2 separate regions of the Homo sapiens genome follow, and region 1 is linked to region 2. Evidence: read pairs that join two places in POLR2A ChIA-PET (ENCODE). Cell type or tissue: A673. All regions are shown on one strand. Links, peaks and the distances in the headings refer to the core of each region. The heading gives the core; the rest is flanking DNA. Region 1 has its middle 56 kb from the start of LINC00520. Region 2 overlaps TBPL2 (TATA-box binding protein like 2).

Region 1 (5,382 bases), core at 152-5,151, 320 kb before region 2:
CAGCAATCCTGGCCTCTACTCTCTAAGAAACCAGTAGCATCCTCCCCTAGTTGTGACAACCAAAAGTGTTCCCAGGCGTTGCCAAATGTCCTCTGGAAGGCAAAAATCACCCCTGGTTCAGAACACTGGTCAAATAAAATGTTCATACTAGGTTTCTTATTAGTATTAGGCAAAGTCCAAGAATCTACCCAGAGTTTCCAGTTTAAAAAAATTGCCTGCCAGGATGACTTTTTCCGGTAAACCATGGAAGAACATTCACTTCCTATATTTGACAAGCACTGCAATCCAAGGGAAGAGAATGAACTAGGGAAATAATTGGGTGAGGTTTTAACTTCTGTGCTAATTTACAGGGCTACTTCGGCTCCATGTGAATACACCCATGACTACGAATTTCTGCTCAATAAAGTGGTGAGGGGGTAGGTTTAACTGCGGGCTCAGGCCAGATGTCCACAGGAACCCGTTGCCCCTGGTTAAACACTGTGTTGGGTCAGTAGCCCCAAGACCTACAGGCCTACACAAGAGCATTCTTCTCAAGGATATTTATCACTCCCTAACTCAACATAACCAAAGCATTGTTCTAACTCCGGGGGCCTGCATCTGCAGTGGGCCATTTAAAAAAAAAATAAAAGGATAAGTGAGTGACAGAATGAACAGAACCTCTCCTCTTCGTGTCACCTTCAGCTGACCCCTGTGACCCAGGCTTACTAAGTGTGACCCAGGCTTACTTTGCCCCACCTACACACTCCCTATTCACACACACACACACACACACACACACACACAAATAGTAGGACAAATGGAGACATACCCCTAGCCAGGAATGTGTTTCCTGTGTTGCCCTGGCACTCACTGCTGGCCCCTCAGGTCAGCTTTGCTAGAAGTACCTGGAAAATCCCTCTGAGCCCTGCTGTGGCCTAGGGCCTCAAAAGTGTGCAGAAACTGGTTCTTTCCAGGTGCAGAAAACAGAAGAGGCTCCACAGGGAGTCAAGAGAGACAACCCCACATCAGCCACATGGAGATCCCAAAAGAGCGCCTGGAGACCCAGCTCGGAGCCAGAGGGAATGAGACCAGGAGGGAAGGATGTGGCTACGGGAAGGACGGCCTGAAAGGAGAAGGGCATTAATAAGCACTTATTAGGCACCTCACAATAAGAGCTTCCTTGAAACATTACCTCCTTCACCTATCACTACAGCTTGGGAGGGAGCAATTATTATTCCCAGTTTCATCAACAAGTAACCTCAGAGAAGTTTGGCCAGCTGGGACTATAGCCAGGGGTGCCCGATCGCAAAGCCCAGGCTCTTTGTCACACCAGGGACTCTCAGCGGGACAGCTGCACAGATGGGTCACCTGAGCGGCTTCAGAAAAAATATAGATGCGGTCGGGTGCGATGGCTCACGCCTGTAATCCCAACACTTTGGGAGCCCAAGGCAGGCGGATCACTTGAGGTCAGGAGTTTGAGACCAGCCTGGCCAACATGGTGAAACCCTGTCCCTACCAAAAAATACAAAAATTAGCGGGACGTGGTGGTGCACACCTGTAGTCTCAACTACTCAGGAGGCTGAGGCAGGACAATCATTTAAACCCAGGAGGTGGAGGTTGCAGTGAGCTGAGATGCAGTCCAACCTGGGCGACAGAGTGAGATTCAGTCAAAAAAAAAAAAAAAAAGAAAGGAAGAGAAAGAAAGAAGGAGAGAAAGAGAGAGAAGGAAGGAAGGAGGGAGGGAGGGAAGGAAGGAGGGAGGGAGGGAGGGAGGGAAGGAAGGAAGGAAGGAAGGAAGGAAGGAAGGAAGGAAGGAAGGAAGGAAAAGAAAAAAGAAAGAGGGAGAGATGCTCAGGTGCTAGCTGCTACCAATTAAACCGAAGTCCTGAAAAGCCTCCCAGGTGATTTCAGTGGACATACAGTGTCTAGAACTGCTGCCATCCCCAAGGAATAGAGGAGGGAGCTGTGGACAGAGGACGATGCAGTGTGCTGGGCATTGTCCGTGTGCAGTGAACCACCTCCTGGGCCTTGCTGTGCTGCAGGAGCCCTCCTCCTTCCCCCAGGCCTCCCACCCCAACAAGTGGGCACTAAGACAGAGCAGGCAGTTTTAATGTGTGCTAAATACAGTGCTTGGGAAGATAAATCCACACACCCTCCATGCCATATGATATATATCGCACAGAAACGGCCTGCAATTATGTACTTCCTGGTATCATCCGCACACGGTCTCCCTTTACTCCTGTAGACCAGTGGTTCTCAGACACAGACAATTTTGTCCCCTGCCCCCATCTCCCAGGGCACACTGGGCAAGACAGAGAGGCATCTTTGCTTCTCACCACTTGGAGCGTGGAGGGAGGTGCCACTAGATCTCGTAGGTAGAGGCTGGGGATGCTGCTTAACCTCCCACAGTGCACAGGACAGCCCCTGCCACAAAGAGTTCTCTAGCCCCAAATGTCCACAGTGCCGAGGTCGAGACACCCTGCTGTAAGGAAGAAACAGTGACCTCTAGGTAGGCACAAATCCTGGACCGTAACCCACCTCCAGGTCAGAAGCCTGTCCCTGACCAGGCAAGTTTCAGAGAACTGCAGAATCTTAGATCAGGAAAAGACTGCTGAGACAACCAGCCCAGCTGAGACCTCATTCAGGGCAGCCCAACTGCCCTGAATTAACTGAAAATGGTATTCCTTACTGCAAATTTGTATTCACTGACTTAACAAATATTTATTAAGTCCCAGTATGTTTAGGGCACAGTGCCTGATTTTCCTGCCAAAATAGTTACCCATCCTGGAGTAAATCCCTTTGTGTAAGTCCAATATAAGATCCAGGCGAGATAGGCTCTGAACCAAGCAAAATCCACCCCCAGCTGGGTTAGGGTGGTTTTATTGCTTTCTGGCTCATTGGGTAACTTGGCAACCTGGGATCGTGTCTGCAAAAATCCAGAGGAGGCTGATCCAAGATCAACTCCCCGGGGTCTGCACAGGGGCCCAAGGGCGGGTGCCCACATTCCTCCCTAGCTGCCCACAGCTGCCCTCTGTCCCCAGCCCAGCTCCAGCTCCCAGCTCCCTCCCACTTCAGGCTAGTTACCATTACCAGCAGCAAACTCCAGCCACCCAGCTTCATGGGGCCAGCCTCTCCCACCTCTCCTGCTGCCCAATTGTTATTGACAAAAATAAGCACTCTATTGTGACTTGCCACAGAAATAAAAATTGCTCAGGGGAAGGAATTGGGAACATTTTGTACTCCAGGGTCACAAAAGATTTAAAAGTCATTCTCCCTACTGGAGATCTCATTTACACTGGGCAGAAACAACAACAAAATAAAAACCTGTCAAATGGATTGTGCAACAAAGGAAAATGCTGCAGAGGCAAACCTAGTAGGAGCAGGAGGAAAGGGAAAGGAGGCAATACACAGCCTCCTTGTGGGAGGCCCCAGGGGCTGGGCACTGCGCGATGCTGGAGGAGGGAAGGGAAGGTGACCTCCCTCCTGCCCATCTCCCTAGGATGCCCCCAGTGGCTGAGACCACCCTTCTTCATACCAAGGAACACAACTCCCCATGCCTCTACCCACCGCATCAAAATGGGCAGACCCAAACCCAACCAGAGACAACTATCTGTGATATAAAGGGAGAGTAGACAAAGCCACCCACACAGCAGGGCCTGCGATCACAGGAGAAGCTGCCAATATTTCACCTGACTCTCTCCCATCTCTGCAGAATTCTATCTGAAAGTTATTTCCTCAGGAAAGCTCCTCTAATCCCCCAGATTCATTTATTCCCTCAACAAATATTTATTGAATGGATAACATTTACTGAATGGCCCCCAGGGGTTAGATGCCCTTAGTACAATCTCTCCTAGCTACCCCCTTCCCTCTTTGAACACTTAATAATGATGTTAATTAACTACTTACATAATTATTTCTTAGGGTCTTTAAGACCTCCTTTTCCCACCCACCCTTCTGGAATATTGAGCTACTTGACAACAAGAATCAAATTGGTCTTGTTAACTGCTGTATCCTCAGAGTCTAGCTTCTTTTGGCACCTATTGGTTGCCAACACATGCTGAATGAATGAGTGAACAAATGAATGAGCAAACTGCCAAGGCCAGCGCTGTTCAAATAGAAATGCTGACCACAAAGACAAGTCATACATGGAATTTTTAATTTTTTAGAAGCTACATTTTAAAAAGTAAAAAGAGTGAAATTAATTATAAGGATATAGTTTATTCATCTCAACATATCTAAAATATTATCATTTCAGCACTTAATCAATATGAAATAATTATAAAAGTGATCTTTTGCATTCTTTCTCTCATGCTGTCTTCAAAATCCAGTATGTATTTTACTCCTACCACACATCTCAATTTGTACTAGGCACATTTCAAGTGCTCAGTAGCCACATGGGGCCACCACATTGGACAGCCAAAGTCCAGGCTTAAACAGAGGCTTCCAGTGTGCTCATTTTCTGGTAAGGTAGGAGAAAAGTTATGCTCTGCTATGCCAACACACAGTATAGCCATTATGCTTATGGTCTATTGAGTCAGACTGCTTGGTTCAAATCCTGACTCTACTACTTACTCCTTGTGCCCTGGGAAAATTACCTAACCACCCTGTGCCTCAGGTTCCTCTTCCAGAAAATGGGAGTCATAACTGTAGCTACACTGTGGGAGACTGTATTAGGAGAAAATGAGTTAAGACCCATAAAGGCTGGGGGCGCTGGCTCACGCCTGTAATCCCAACACTTTGGGAGGCCGAGGCGGGCGGATCACAAGGTCAGGAGATCGAGACCATCCTGGCTAACACAGTGAAACCTTGTCTCTACTAAAAATACAAAAACAAAATTAGCCAGGGGTGGTAGCGGGCACCTGTAGTCCCAGCTACTCGGGAGGGTGAGGCAGGAGAATGGCATGAACCCGGGAGGCGGAGCTTGCAGTGAGCCGAGATCGCGCCACAGCACTCCAGCCTGGGTGAAAGGAGACTCCATCTCAAGAAAAAAAAAAAAACCATAAAGCCCTTACAACAATGCCTGCCACACAGTAACTACTCAATAATATTAGCCATTAATGTTTAATTATGTTTATATCTTATAAAGCTATTAGGCCCCACTTGCTGCCCCAAGAGATGGGAGGTAGCTCTAGTCACAATACATTCTGTTGGTAGGATGAAGGTAAAACCAGTATCCATTTTAGAGATGAATTCTGAACATATTCTTTCATGGGCACTGCAAGATATATTTTAGCAAAAAAGATTGGGTCAGGTACAGTGGCTTATGCCTATAATCCCAGCCCTTTGGGAGGCAAAGGCAATTGATCACTTGAGCCCAGGAGTTTGAGACCAGCCTGGCCAATATGGTGAGACCCTGTCTCTATTTATAAAAAATAAAATATAGATAGAGATAGATGATAGATA
Region 2 (5,382 bases), core at 88-5,087:
AGGGATGGAGGGTGACTCATGGACACCAAACCCCTTGACTCACCAAGATATACACCTGGGCTAGGGCACTTGGCCTGGGTTAATCACAGATGCTCTTAAATTCTCTTGGCCAAGCTGGAACTGAAGTTCTTTCATTCCAACGCCTTATCTTCTCTTGGCCATCGAATGATTATCCCGTCAATAGAGTAGATAGGGATCATATTGCTGTGCTTTCCCTAACATTTGTTAGCTTTCCTTTCAGATATGATCTGAATGGAAGTTAAAAATTCCTTTTTCTTCTAAAATATTTTCATTCATTCTGAGATTCAGCTTTTATGATATGCTTATTTTTCTTTTGACATGTTTATTTTTCTCTTGATTATGTTTTCTTTTTTCTTCAGTTTTTTCACTGTATGCTATTGAATGCCTAAATATACCCCATTTTTTAAAAATCTGAGCTCCCTATAAAGTCCTCCCATTCCCCCATGTAAGACATGTTGCCTCTTTAGGTATCTTTCTTCCTTCAATCTTGGCATAATTTGCAGATTTCCTAATAAAGCCTGTTTCTAAGAGTCTCCCAGTGCTTAAGTTGTCTTATCTTCCAGACTCTCAAGTCACGAGCCTCCAGCCTATCTTTCTCTGAATCGGCTTAGTGTACATCTGCAAGAGCTCTGCCCGAACTCTAAGGTTGTGTCTACATTAGACTTAGCATTCCCTTCTGGCCATTCAGGGCTCGAAAATGATGTGTGTGGTTCTTCCCAAGTGTCCATTCATTTCTTTTTCACCAGCATCTTCCTTGCAGAGCAGATCTAAGTCTAGAATAGGTGCCCCTTGTTATTACTACCAGCTTCTGGAAGGGTTGCCAGTAAGGCGCAGTGAGAATACATCAGACGGAGTGGGCCCATCCCTGTTCTATCTTCCTCCTGGGACAGTTTTATGATCTCAGTCATCTTTTCTTTTCTTTTCTTTTTTTTTTTTTAATCTGGCCAGGAAGCTTGCTTTGTATTCCCACAACTTTCTATTTCTAGTCTCATTCTTGCCTCCCCCTCATCCTCTCCATTCGGCTGTCAGCCTCAGGTTATGGATTACAACTCCAGAGTGTGTATTCTTGACACTGGGAACATTAAAAACACCTCTTAGAAGATTTGAATTTTTAACATGAGGCCTCTCTAATTGTCTGTAGCTCTGTGGGGAACCATGCTACATAATCAGTTATAATTATCAGGCCAAATTTGCCTTGTGTTAAACCCCTAAGGTCATTCAGTTTCCCAGGTTCTGCAAATTTGTATGTCAACATTTAATAATACAAGTATCTCCTTTTGTTACCAGGCACTTTCTCTGGTAATCTTTCTATGACATAATCATTTCCACAGTTGTCAATGAGAATTTTTCCCTCTTTATTTTATTTATTTATTTTTTTTTTTTGAGATGGAGTTTTGCTCTTTTGCCCAGGCTGGAGTGAAGTGGCATGATTTCAGCTCACTGCAACCTCCACCCCCCAGGGTTCAAGTGATTCTCCTGCCTCAGCCTCCTGAGTAGCTGGTATTATAGGCACCCACCACCACACCCGGCTAATTTTTGTATTTTTAGTAGAGACGAGGTTTTACCATATTGGCCAGGCTGGTCTTGAACTCCTGACCTCAGGCGATCCACCCACCTCGACTTCCCAAGTACTAGGATTACAGGTGTGAGCCACCGCACCCGGCCCCCTCTTTAATTTTTAATTCAAAGGTATCCTGATATAAATACTTGCTATATGAATAAGATCTAGGTGACTACCATGTAGCAGATGCTAGGATGATAATGGCAAGCAATATAGCTATAGTCCCTTGCCCACATAGAGATCACTGTCTAAAAGAAAAGATGGACAAGTCAATGACAGTAATGAAACATGGTGACTGTGAAGGTAAGGCCCTTCAGGGGCTATGAGACCATAAAGCAGGGTCTTTAATGTAATTGGGGGTGGGTAGAGATCAAGGAAGATTTTCTTGGGGAAGTAACATTTAAAATGAGACTTGAAGGATGGGTCAAAGTTGGGTTGGCCAAGAAATTGGCAGGTGTTCGATATTCTCAATCTTTGTGAAATGTTCTCCATCCCTAACCAAAACCACTCTCTTTCTCTGCCTCAGCCTTCTTTTGGAATGAGGCAGAGAATAAATAAAATGAAGTATATTCCTAATTGGGAGCACATTATACTGGTAATCTTAAAACCATGGTTCTAAAAGCTAAATGCAGTTCAATATCATTTACATACCAAAGTTTTTGTTTTCTCTTTTCTAAGTCTTAAAATTTAGCTGGAAGATCAAATGGAAATCTTCTTTTTGTGTCTCCAGCCTTCATTTTCTTGGCCTGGATCTCATAGCCCTGGAGGGTTTTTCAGGGCTCCCCCTAGTGTCATGGTCTCCCCAGTGTTGGGAAGTGGTTAGTGGGAGAAAGTCTTGACAGGCTCCCTGCAGTAAGACAGAGTGATGTTCCAGAAGACAGTTCCACCCACAATGACCTCCTATACTTGAGATGGGCAAGACTCACTTCAAGATGCGCCTTTCTGGAGCCAGTAAAAGGTTCCACATCTGCTGTTGTTTTTGGGTCTTGTTCATTGCTGAACTGAATGGAGCTTTTCCATGCAGTCTGGATTCACCCTTTAAGTGCAAAGATGCTAGTGTTCCATTGCTTGGATGTCTTTTTTTCTTATATTTCTTGTCCATTAGCCACTGCTTTGAGAATAGTTTTATTCACCTCCTCTCACTTCCTGACTTCTTTTTGGTAGGTTCCTCAAGCCTTTCTAAGAATCTGCCCTCCTCTCCAGGCTGGAGTGTGGAGAAGAAGCTCTTAAGTGCTATCATCTTTCGCTCCATGGAGTGGCCAGCTTATATTTAGTAGTAAATATGAGTTACTATTTATAGCAACAAATCCTGAATTGTAAAAACTCGGGATAATTGGATTTTCTTTATTTATATAGCACCTGTTCAAATACAAATAGCAGTGGCCTAGAAATATTTTTAGGTTCTATCTGCTAAAAATGTTAACTTCAGCAGTTCGTAAAAGCATACAAAATATGTTTATTATTGGAGAATTTGGAAACCCAGAAAAACATGATTATGTATTCTTATTAACAGACTTTTTTGAAAAGATAGAGGATGTTTAACCAACAAGCTCTCAATACACTAAATCAGATGCCCTAAGTTACCTTGATTTCTAATAACCATCCAGGATAGCTTGCACTTGTGTTATGACCCAAAATTAATTATGTTCCTAACTTCCATAAGATATTACCTAGGACACTCAAGACTCTTCATCAAGATAGTTAAAAAGTTTTTGATAAAATAGCTAACTTATTTACAACTGCTTTAATATGCACTTTAATATACTGGGCCTTACATGTTATGGGAAAGGAGCTGAATAGTGCTATTTTTAACATTTTCCTTTTACATCTTAACAGTTACGAGCCTGAACTGTTTCCTGGTCTTATTTATAGAATGGTAAAACCACGAATTGTGTTGCTTATCTTTGTATCTGGAAAAGTTGTGTTGACAGGTAAGTGCTAAGATTATTTTCTGACTCATAAAATGTAATTGCTATGCATGTGCTTTGCTTATTCTTTTAAATACCTTTGTTCACCATGGTAAAGTAATTCTTGTTATACAGAATACCTGGAATGAAAAATAAGAAAGGAATAACATCACCCATAGGTCCCAGTACCTAAAACAACATTTTTTTCATGTTTTTATGTCATTTTATTAAGTATTTCATCTTTACATCCTGATTTTTTTACAGAATTATCCATGATAACATATATGGCTTAAACTTACTGTTACAAACTCTTCATAAAGGCTTTTAATGGCCACACAAGGTCCTAACACAGGGGTTAACAAACTCTTTTCTGGAAAGGGCCAAATACTAAATATTTTAAGCTTTGTGAGCCACAGGGTCTGTCACAATTACTGAGCACTGCCATCGTAGTGTGAAAGCAGCTCTGAATGTTACATTATATAAAGGAATGGGCTCTGAAATGTGAATTTCATATCGTGACATAATTTATGTGTGTTATGTAATATTTTTTCCCCAACTGCTGAAAAAGATAAAAACCATTCTTAGCTCATAGGCTAACAAAATCAGGCAGCAGGATGGCTTTAGCCAGCAGACCTACCTTTGCTGAACCCATTCTAACATGTTATTGAATCAAACGTATTGTCCCATTGCTAGATAGGTAAATGTTCCTTCTTTGTTTGCTACTTATGAAGGGCAGACATTTGGCTGCTTTTACCTGTAGACAATTATGATATTAGTGTGGACACTCAGAAATGGGACTTTCGTTTAAGGCTATGTCCATTTTGTTCTTAGAACAAATCGCCCAATTGTTTTAAAGGGATATATGACATAGTTCTGTATCACATGGTCTTAAATGCAATGTATCTAAATATCTTTTACCAAATGCTTGGCAGCATTCCAAACAAAATGGTACCAAAGAAAACTTTAACTGTATATGTAAAAATTATCTCACTACTTTAACCCCACCGGTAATCAGAGACAGAAATCGACCATTTTTCAACACATCCAATAAATAGCATTTTGTCTCTTGTAAATAATATGTACATGACATAACTTATCCTTTTGTCTACTTAGCTTGTATTTTCTCGGGATTTGAGTTTACTATAATACTATTAAAGACAAATTATTCTTTGCTATATTTGTTATTTTTTCCTGTTGGCTTTTTTTTAAATAATTTTTGCATAAATAGCACTTTTTAAAACTACTTGAGGGAATGGTTCAGACTCTTTTCTATGTCATTCTACAGAAGGTTGCTATATATATTGTTGTTTGTTTGTTTGTTTTTGTTTTTGAGACAGAGTCTCACTCTGTTGCCCAGGCTGGACTATGGCGGCGCGATCTCAGCTCACTGCAACCTCCACCTCCAGCGTTCAAGTGATTCTCCTGCCTCGGCCTCCTGAGTAGCTGAGACTACAGGCACATGCCACCATGCCCAGCTAATGTTTTGTATTTTTCGAAGAGATGGGGTTTTGCCAAATTGGCTAGGCTGGTCTCGAACCTCTGGCCTCAAGTGATCTACCTGCCTTGGCCTCTCAAAGTGCTGGGACTACAGGTGTGAGCCACTGTGCCCCACCTACAGAAAGTTGCTATTTTATGACCGGGCGCGGTGGCTCACGCCTGTAATCCTAGCACTTCGGGAGGCCGAGGCAGGCGAATTATGAGGTCAGGAGTTCAAGATGAGCCTGGCCAACATGGTGAAACCCTGTCTCTACTAAAAATACAAAAAAAAAATTAGCTGGGCATAGTGGCAAGCGCCTGTAATCCCAGCTACTCAGGAGGCTGAGGCAGGAGAATCGCTTGAACCTAGGAGGTGGAGGTTGCAGTGAGCTGAGATCGCGTAGTCTACTTTTGTCT

What was found. Peaks named below come from ENCODE experiments on the same cell type or tissue, not always from the same donor. Only the 100,000 strongest peaks of a DNase experiment are listed, where the experiment ranks them.
Region 1: POLR2A ChIA-PET joins it to region 2 with 5 read pairs; 2 of 35 experiments call an interaction of 5 or more read pairs at or near these places.

The regions. Positions count from the first base shown.
Region 1 is chr14:55,738,034-55,743,415 of GRCh38, reverse strand. No RefSeq gene overlaps it. Among named protein-coding and RNA genes, the nearest start is that of LINC00520, 56 kb to the left of the region's middle. In A673, for the core only: no CTCF peak of the experiment used is centred there; a DNase peak (open chromatin) is centred at 2,825; H3K27ac peaks cover 703 bases.
Region 2 is chr14:55,422,290-55,427,671 of GRCh38, reverse strand. It overlaps TBPL2 (TATA-box binding protein like 2), which reads left to right. Exons shown (of 7, transcript NM_199047.3): 6 at 3,419-3,513. It also overlaps a transcript of FBXO34 not described here. Among named protein-coding and RNA genes, the nearest start is that of ATG14, 13 kb to the right of the region's middle. In A673, for the core only: no CTCF peak of the experiment used is centred there; no DNase peak of the experiment used is centred there.